2 separate regions of the Homo sapiens genome follow, and region 2 is linked to region 1. A link is an interaction called in ENCODE POLR2A ChIA-PET data of the cell type or tissue named here. Cell type or tissue: PC-9. All regions are shown on one strand.

Region 1 (5,000 bases):
GTGAACCCAGGAGGCGGAGCTTGCAGTGAGCCGAGATTGCACCACTGCACTCCAGCCTGGGCGACAGAGCAAGACTCCGTCTCAAAAAAAAAAAAAGATGGCTGTTATTAAAAAAAAACAGAAATTAACAAATGTTGATGAGGATGTGGAAAAAGGAGAACCTTTTTGCATTGCTGGTGGGAATGTAAAATTGTATAGCCACTGTGGAAAACAGTATGACATTATCTTAAATATATAAATGCCATATGATCCAGCCAATCAAGTTCTAGGTACTTACTCAAAAGAATTGAAAGCAGGGACTTGAACAGGTATTTGCACACCCATGTTCACAACAGCATCATTCATAGTAACCAAAAGGTGGAAACATCCTCAGTGTCCATTGATAGTTGAAAGGATAAACAAAATGTAGCATATACAATGGAACATTATTTAGCCTTAAAAAGGAGAAAATTTTGATGCATGTTGTAACATGGATGAAGCTTGAAGACATTATGCTAACTTAGTCATAGGACAAATTTTGTATAATTCCTTTTATATGAGGTTCCTTAGAGTATATGTAAATGGATGATAAGTGTATGAAAAGATGCTCATTATCAGTCATTCAGGAATGAAATACCACTGCAACCCACTAAAATATAGGTTGGGCAAGAGTAATTGCGTTTTTTGCCATTGAAAGCTGCAAAAAAAAAAAAAAAGTGCTTTTGCACCAACCTAATAGCTGTAATCAAAAATAAAGAATACCAAGTATTGGCAAGGATATAGAAACTGGAGTCCTTATATACTGCTGGTGGGATTGTAAAATGGTGCAGCCACTTTCCAAAGTTAAACATAAATTTATGGTATGACTCAGCAATTCCACTCCTAGTTATCTACACAAAAGAAATGAAAACATACTTTCACAGAAAGACATTTGTATGGGAATGTTTCTAGTTGTTGTACTCATACTAGCAAAAAGTGGAAACAATCCAAATGTTCCTTAATTGGTGAATGGCTAAACAAAATGTGATGAAATACTATTCAGCAATAAATGGAATGAAATACTAATACATACTACAACTTGGAAAAACCTGAAGTTTTAAGTGACAGAAGCCAGGCATAAAAGACTGTCAGTTGTATGATACAAAATGTCTAGAAGAGGCAATTCTCTAGAGACAGAAAGCATTATCAGTGGTTGTTAGGCTGGGACATGGGAGTGGGAGTGGGGATTGACTGCAGATAGGCCTGAGGAAACTTTTTGGGGTAATGGAAATGTTCTAAAATGTGCTTGTGATGGCTACACATCTGTAAAAATTTACTGAACATTATTGAACTGTTTTTTCAGAAATATTGGAAGGTGTGCCTAAGTGCATCTGGGAAAGTTAGGGAAGGCATCACACAGAAAGCATCAGCTTGAGTGGTGCATTAAAGAAGGGGTCAGGAATGAGTGAATACTATGTATCACAACCAGTGTGAACCAATGTGAAACAGAGCGTGATTTGTTCTGGGAATTATGGAAGGCTTGTCTTTGGTACACCATGAAGTTTGAGGCTAGGACTGTCAGAAGATAAAGTTAGGAGTGAACTTAGAGAAGTATAATTTATCCCACTTATAAAATGTTGGATTCTAAGGTGTTGGTAGTAACCTGGTAAGAATATCCATGGATTATTGTAGGCCTGTTCTTGGTATGCTTTTGTATTCATAAAGTGTTAACATAGTATTGAAAATTATCAGAGAAAATAGTTAAAATGAAATGTTTTGCCATTCTTGAACGAAATCGTGGTACGTCTAGGATATTAAGTTCTACTTATTTTTCAAGACCCAATTGATATAAGTGATTTCTGGTACATCTTACCTAGTGTCTTTTCACCCCTTGCAAGGTCTCTGCTCTGTTTTGCTACCTCTGTTACAGTACTCCCAGCATAGTATCATAATGCTTTTCTTCTGATACTCTAAAATCTTTGACAGCAGAGAACAAAGACATTTTCTTCAGTTTTATAACTGCAGTGTCTGGCATGATGTTTGACATACAAAGCATGTTCAGTAGTAAATTTACTTCCAGAACTTTCAAAGAAAGGCCATCAAAGCATTGATTAAAGGGTTGGAGGGAACTGTGCATGAAGGTAGTCTACAAAAGCACTGGAACGACACAAGGTGAAATTTTATGAACTTTTAAATGATTTGACTTTAGGTTGAGATAAATAATTCCCCATCCAGTTTTTGAATTCTGATGTTTACCTTTCATTGTTTCTTCTTCTCTTAGAATTTCAGAGCTGGAAAAGGCATTGACAGTTTATATAATTTAGTCTTCTTTATTCACTTTATTACCTTAAGCCAATTACTTAAATCTTTCTAAGCCCCAGTTTCCCCATCTGTAAAATGAGGAAATAATACTTACCTCATTGTTATGAAGGTAGAATGATATCATATTTATGGAATTTTTAAGGGTTCATTTCATAGGTTTAATCCAGTAAGTGGTTAGAAATGACAAACTGAATGAATTATTCAAATTTTACCACAAATGTGTGGCTAAATTTGGGCAGGAATATGATGTCTTTGATTCTAATCCATATTTTCACAGTGTCATGGTTGGTCTATCTTTCCATACTGGTGACTTTCTCCCTTTTTTTATTTGCAGTTTCCTGTTTGATTTGGGCTGGGTAACAAAAATCACAAGGTTAACTCTTTCAGTACATACTTATTAGGCATTGCTAAATACCAGGCACTGGGATAGGTATAGAAAAATAGGTGAATAAGAAGTGGTCTCTGTTCTCAGGGAGTTTGGTGTCTAGAAGGTAGAAGGTAGACATTCTAGAAAAACCATAAAAATTAAATACAGTGTTTAATGCCATAGTAGACAAATTTGGATGAGGTAAAGAGCATTTAAACAGCATATCTTGGAAGGTGGACACCTGGGGTCAAAGTCTGAGTAGGTAAACAGAAGAGGTGAGTAATCACCAAGTGGATGGAGCTGAAGGATATGAGAATAATTGGCTTAATTTTTTTGGAGTGTGTCATGGAGCATAAACTAGACTAGAGGTATAGTTTCTTTGCAGTGGAACCAGGATTCCAGAGATTACAGTGAAATAGACTTGGTAGGGAAAGAGCACAGTAAGGGAAGTCAATGGATAGGGAGTACAAAGAAATACGAGGATAAGAGATGGCAATGTTAACATTCTTCCAGCTGTACTATTATAGATTCGAAGTAATTACTTTTCCCCTCTTAATGTAAAAGCCTTTGAGATTGTTGCCATCTGTTACAACCAGCTATCCTTTTTGCTATTATCTGATGACTCTTACTAGATATGTAGTATCATTCATTAATGACTTGGGTAACTGGACATTCTTCCATTCCTGTTTAGCCCATGCGGTTGAACCCTTCAACAGCATAGCCTAGGACTAGGTTAACTATAACCCCATGTGAATGGTCTATGAATATTGAACATGATACTGGAAGATGAAGACATTGCAATTTGGTATGATATGTAAGCTTTTAATTCTTTATATATTTAATGTCTTTGTGTGTGTGTATATGTGTAGGTTAAATGTATCTTTAGAATACAGTATGAAGAGGTCTTGTATATTCAAAGGCCTATTGAAGAAGACAGAAGAAAATTTTTTCAAGAATTGATTCTCAATCAGGCATCAATGGCTCCACCACGAAGGAAACATGCTGGTAAAGTTTGTAAAGCCTTTAGGAAAATGGGAGGGATGGAGTTAAGAAATACCCTTTCTTGGAGTCAGTTTATTTTAGCCCTTTCTTCTTGGAAGTGAGGACAGTTTGTCAGGTTCTGTTTATCTTTAGATGACGTGTGGAAGTGTCCATTGTGTTCACCTGACTTGAGATTGGGAAGTATAGCCTTGTTAAAGCTTTGCTAAACAGGACTTCTTCTTATGACTTCAACCACATCCTGTGGTAGATGTCACATTATGGGGCTCAAAAAGTCATAGAAAAAAGTCTTCAGTTCTCCTCTGTTTTAGTCACAGTAAGTACCCAGGAGTTGAACTGGCAGGTTGTGAACACCAGGTGTTGTGCTCATTACTTTTTGGGCCATGATAGATTTGATGGGCTAATAGCTGCTTAGAACATTTGCCATTTCTAGTTTATTTATTGATTGACTTTTCAAATACTTATTTAGGACCCCTTACATTTAACGTTGTATTCTAGCCATTTGAAAATCTATCCTGCCTTTGTTTTAAGTGTTAGATTTTTCTTGGGTTTGGACTCAATAATTTTGGACTCAAGAATTGAGCTTAAGAGGTACCTCAAGAATTTCTCAGATTTCAGTTCCTTGACATAGTAAGGGCTGCATTCTAAGTCATTCAAAAGAGATTTTCTTTTCCTAATCTTAAAGATGTGTAAAGGATAAGATCTACCTGCTTAATCTTTCAGCCTCTTCTAGGAAGTAGCAATCCTGTTTGGTAAAAATTTTTAAGCCTCTTTACCCTTGTTCCATCTTTTATGTTTCTTAGAGCCCTTCTTGTAGGATACTCAATACATTTCCCATCCCTGCCAAGTCCTTATTTTTCCATATTCTTTTTACTTTGTTTGTTTTTCATTGGTTATATTATGTAACATTTTAATAATTTTATTGTTCTTTAGTGGCTCCTTTCCAAATTTTATTGGTGTTTTAAAAATGAACCCCTGTCAAATTGCTGTAGTTATGGTTTTTTCCCTCCCAAAACCTTGGGAAATTGAATATGTAAATTATACCTTATTTATGTTTATTTTGTTGCTTCCTGTTAATCTAAATATTTCATTATGAAAATGATTTATTTCAATCTTTCATGCTTCTAGATATATTTTAATCTCATAGATCTGAATTTTCTATGTTTACGATTGATATAATTCTTTTTCAGTTGCTTCTGTTGACTTTCACTTTTCATCTTAGGAGCTATTTAAAAATCAGTGAAAAATTCTTAGAATTTTAATTCTGAGCTGTAGTGTGATATCAGGGGAAATCTTTTAAAATTAGAGAACGTTGTAATTAGGAAAGTTAATACTTTACCTTTTAAGAAGATTT
Region 2 (5,000 bases), 180 kb before region 1:
TTTGGAGAGGCTGGGAACAGTGGCTCATGCCTGTAATCCCAGCACTTTGAGAGGCCAAGGCGGGAGGATCATGAAGTCAAGAGATTGAGACCATTCTGGCCAACGTGGTGAAACCCTGTCTCTACAAAAAATACAAAAATTAGCTGGGCATGATGGTACGCTCCTGTACTCCCAGCTACTCAGGAGGCTGAGGCAGGAGAATCACTTGAACCTGGGAGGTGGAGGTCACAGTGAGCCGAGATTGCACCACTGCACTCCAGCCTGGCAACAGAGCAAATACATAAATAAATGTTTTGGAGAAAAAGGGTCTCACTATGCTGTCCAGGCTTATCGCAAACTCCTGGGCTCAAGCAATCCTCCCGTGTCTGTTTCCCAAAGTACTGGCATTACAGGTGTGAGCCACTGTATCCAGCCTATAGTAGTTTAATACTTTACTGGTTTTTATTTTGTATTTTTATTTCTTTATAGAAGAAATATCAGCTGGGTGAGGTAGCTCATGCCTGTAATCCCAGCACTTTGGGAGGCTGAGGCAGGCGGATCACGGGGTCAAGAGATCAAGACCATTCTGGACAACATGATGAAACCTCGTCTCTACTAAAAATATAAAAATTAGCTAGGCGTGGTGGTGCGTACCTGTAGTCCCAGCTACTCAGGAGGCTGAGGCAGAAGAATCGCTTGAACCTGGGAGGCGGAGGTTGCAGTGAGCCGAGATCATGCCACTGCACTCCAGCCTGGCGACAGAGAGAGACTCTGTCTCAAAAAAAAAAAAAAAAAGAAAAAAGAAAAAGAAATATTATCTAAGATTCTGTTTGCCAGGAAAAGATGGTTTCTGGTTGTTCTCTTTTGAAATCATGCAGGAAAATTTATAAAAGTACAGAAATACGATTTCTCAAATTCTATAAATAATACTTTTATAAAGTATTATAAATCATACTTTTATACCTCTTATACTGTGCCAGGAAATATAAGTTAGATACTGTTTTTTTTTTTTTTCCTGAGACGGAGTCTCACTCTGTCCCCCAGGCTGGACTGCAGTGGCGCAATCTCGGCTCACTGCAAGCTCCACCTCCTGGGTTCATGCCATTCTCCTGCCTCAGCCTCTGGAGTAGTTGGGACTACAGGCACCCGCCACCACACCTGGCTAATTTTTTGTATTTTCAGTAGAGACAGGGTTTCACCATGTTAGCCAGGATTATCTCGATCTGACCTCGTGATCCGCCTGCCTCAGCCTCCCGAAGTGCTGGGATTACAGGCGTGAGCCACCACGCCCGGCAAAGTTAGATACTGTTAACTAACCATGCTGCCACTCTGTCTCCCAAGTCTGTGATCCTAACCATGACATCTTATAAAGAACTATTCTAAGTACCTTACATGTGCCAACTCATTCAAATCCTCACAATGACCCTAAAGGTAGGTATTATTTTTATCCCCATTTAATAGATGAAGAAAAAGCTTAAGAAATTTGCCAGAGACCACAAAGCTACTAGGAGGCAGTGCTAGGAACTGAACTCAAGCTACCAATGTCTCTGCTCTTAATCACTATGCTAGACTGTCATGGAGAATAGCTATCACTGAGCCTTGGCGTGGTGGTGCACGTCTGTAGTCACTTGAGGAGTGACTTGAGGCCAGGAGTTTGAGGCTGTAGTGTGCTGTGACTGAGCCCACTAGAATGCCGTGACTAACTACTGCATTTTAGCCTGGGCAACATAGTGAGACCTCATCTCTTAAAAAAAAAAAAGGCCATCACTATATTGTTACTAAAATGCCGATACTCAGGGCAGTGCTTTAACTTAGGTATACATTTTTTTCCTTCCCTAGGTAGTCCTCTCGTATATACTCTTAAAATACTCCATATCATCACAAAGTATTATGCCTTTTCCAAAGCAATGACATGATACCTCTTACACAGAAATAGTTACACCCTAAGATGGTTTCTTATAACACTAGTGATTTTCCCCTTCCTTTAATCAGCATAGTCACATAGCAGTATAGCATATTGTCTAAAAGTCTGGGTGTTGCTGTTTGTATTTAAGTGCCTTCATTTAGTCACACTGACAATGGACAATAAACTTAACTTCTATGTGATTTGCTTTGCTTATCTGTGAAATACAGATACCACCACTCATTTCACATGGTTGTTGTGAAGATTAAATGAAAATATATATAAAAGCCTAAACATGGTATATAGTAAGTATCAGTATACATACTGGCACACAGTACACTCTCAAATATTAGTAATATCATTATAACCATTTTATGCTTTCTGGTATTTAACTGTTTCTTCTGTTCAGATGGTAGTTAGTGCTCCATTAGTAATTACTAAATACAAAGCCAATAAAGCTGAGCATCCAGAGTAGCTGAAATTTCATTCCTTCATGTTATTTATTTAATGTGTAAATTCTATTAAACTTCATCATGTGCATTCAAATTACTCAAATATTTATTGAGTATCTACTACATGCTAGGTGGCAGGGAGATATGAAGACGAGTAAGAAACGGTCTATGTTTATAAGAGGTTCAGGGTAGAGTGGAGTGGAGTGGAGTGGAAATGTATAGTAAGAGTAGAGTAGAGTAGAGATGTATCGTAGGAAATAGTTACAATAGAAAATACAGCCAGGCACAATGGCTCATGCCTGTAATCCCAGCATTTTGGGAGGCCAAGGTAGGAGAACTGCTTGAGCCCAGGATTGGAGACCAGCCTGGGCAACATGGCGAAATCCCATCTCTATAAAAAAAGAAAAGAATAAGCTGGGCGTGGTGGTGCACACCTGTAGCCCCAGCTACTTGGGAGGCTGAGCTCAGGAGGCCAAGGTTGCAGTGAACTGAGATCATGTCAATGTACTCCAGGCCTGGGCAACAGAGTAAGACCCTATCTCAAAACAAAAACAAAAACATTAAAAAAAAAAAAAAAAAAAAAAGGCCGGGCGCGGTGGCTCACGCCTGTAATCCTAGCACTTTGGGAGGCCAAGGTGGGCGGATCACAAGGTCAGGAGATCGAGACCATCCTGGCTAACACGGTGAAACCCCGTCTCTACTAAAAATACAAAAATTAGCCAGGTGTGGTGGCGGGCGCCTGTAGTCCCAGCTACTCGGGAGGCTGAGGCAGAAGAATGGCGTGAACCTGGGAGGCAGAGCTTGCAGTGAGCTGAGATCACGCCACCGCACTCCAGCCTGGGCAACAGAGCGAGACTCTGTCTCAAAAAAAAAAAAAAGAAAAAAAGAAAATATCTACCAGGCCAGGTGCGGTGGCTCACGCCTGTAATCCTAGCACTTTGGGAGGCCAAGGTGGGCGGATCACGAGGTCAAGAGATCAAGACCATCTGGCCAACACGGTGAAACCCCGTCTCTACTAAAAATACAAAAATTAGCTGGAGTGGTGGCATGTGCCTGTAGTCCCAGCTACTTGGGAAGCTGAGGCAGGAGAAATGCTTGAACCTGGGAGGCGGAGGTTGCAGTGAGTCAAGATCGCGGCACTGCACTCCAGCCTGGCGACAAAGAGAGATTCTGTCTTTAAAAAAAAAAAAGAAAATAACTACAATAAGAGATATAAGGTACAGTTCAGAAAACTGGGGCACTCTGGCTCCATTGAACAGGTGGTAATGGGTTTGTTTCACTTTTGATGAGTGTATAGGCACAGGAAAAAAGAGTAGCAAAGGCATTAAGAACTGCTTTATGCCCCTAAAATTGATAACTTAGATGAAATGAACCAATTTATTATAAGGCACCCTCTATCAAAACACACACAAGAAGGAACAGATAATATGAATAGGCTTATGCATACTAAGGGAATTAAATCAATAATATATAACCTTCCGAAACAGAAGCACCAGGTCTGGATGATGTCACTGATGAATGCTACCAAACATTTAAGAAAGAAATGATGCCAATTCTCTATAATCTCTTCCAGAAAATAGAAGCAGAGGGAATACTTCTAACTCATTCTACGAGGATAACACTATGCTAATACTAAAACCAAAGACATTACAAGAAAGGAAAGCTACAGAAAATTTATCATGAACATATATGCAAAAATACTCAACAAAATATTAGCAAACAGAATACAACAATGTATATAAAAAAGTAAACACCACAACCGTGTAGGATTTATCCTAGGTATGCGAGGCTGCAGTGGTTTAACACTGAAAATTAATTCATGTAATCTATCACATCATTAGCCTAAAGAAGAAAAATAATATAATCATATCAACATATGCAGAAAAAGCATTAGACAATATCTAACAACCATTCATAATAAAACCCCCACCAACTAGGAAGAGAAAGGGAACTTTCTCAACTTGGTAAACAATGTCTGCAAAAGCCTACATCTAACATCATATTTAATCAGGAGAAACTAGATGCTTTCCCACTAAGATCAGGAACAAGACAAGGATGCTGCGTCTCACCATTCCTCATCAGTGTTGTACTGGAAGTCCGAGCTAATCCAGTAAGATAAGGAAAGGAAGTAAAATGTATACAGGTTGGAAAGGAGGCCAGGTGCAGTGGCTCATGCCTATTATCCCAGCACTTTAGGAGGCGGAGGTGGGAGGACCCCTTGAGCCCAGGAGTTTGAGACCAGCCTGGGCAACATAGGGAGACCCCATCTCTATAAAAAAAATACGAAAAATTAGCCAGGTATGGTGGCACATGCCTATAGTTCCAGCCTCTCCAATAGCTAATTTTTGTATTTTGTAGGCATGAGGGTTTACCATATGCCCCAGGCCAGTCTTGAACTCCTGGGGTCAAGAAATGTGCCTGCTTTGGCCTCCCACAGTGCTAGGATTACAGACGTGAGCCACTGCGCTCAGCCAGTAAACACATCTTAAAATGTCAGGAGTTCCTATAATAATAAAAGTACAGAAGCTTCAGGTGAGGGATTTTCTAAAAAGTTTTTTTTATTTTATCATGGTAAGAACACTTAAAATGAGACCTAACCTCTTAACATATTTTTAAGTGAACAATAAAGTGTGGTTAACTATAGGTACTATGTTGTTCAGCATATC

The links. Peaks named below come from ENCODE experiments on the same cell type or tissue, not always from the same donor. Only the 100,000 strongest peaks of a DNase experiment are listed, where the experiment ranks them.
Region 2: POLR2A ChIA-PET joins it to region 1 with 6 read pairs; 2 of 35 experiments call an interaction of 5 or more read pairs at or near these places.

What each region holds. Positions count from the first base shown.
Region 1 is chr2:23,787,164-23,792,163 of GRCh38, reverse strand. It overlaps ATAD2B (ATPase family AAA domain containing 2B), which reads left to right. Exons shown (of 28, transcript NM_017552.4): 20 at 3,517-3,652. Among named protein-coding and RNA genes, the nearest start is that of ATAD2B, 140 kb to the left of the region's middle. RefSeq lists an enhancer at 3,750-3,799. In PC-9, no CTCF peak of the experiment used is centred here; DNase peaks (open chromatin) are centred at 2,453 and 2,963; H3K4me3 peaks cover 416 bases; H3K27ac peaks cover 4,388 bases.
Region 2 is chr2:23,964,669-23,969,668 of GRCh38, reverse strand. The region is part of intron 2 of UBXN2A (UBX domain protein 2A); the gene reads right to left. Among named protein-coding and RNA genes, the nearest start is that of UBXN2A, 27 kb to the right of the region's middle. In PC-9, no CTCF peak of the experiment used is centred here; no DNase peak of the experiment used is centred here.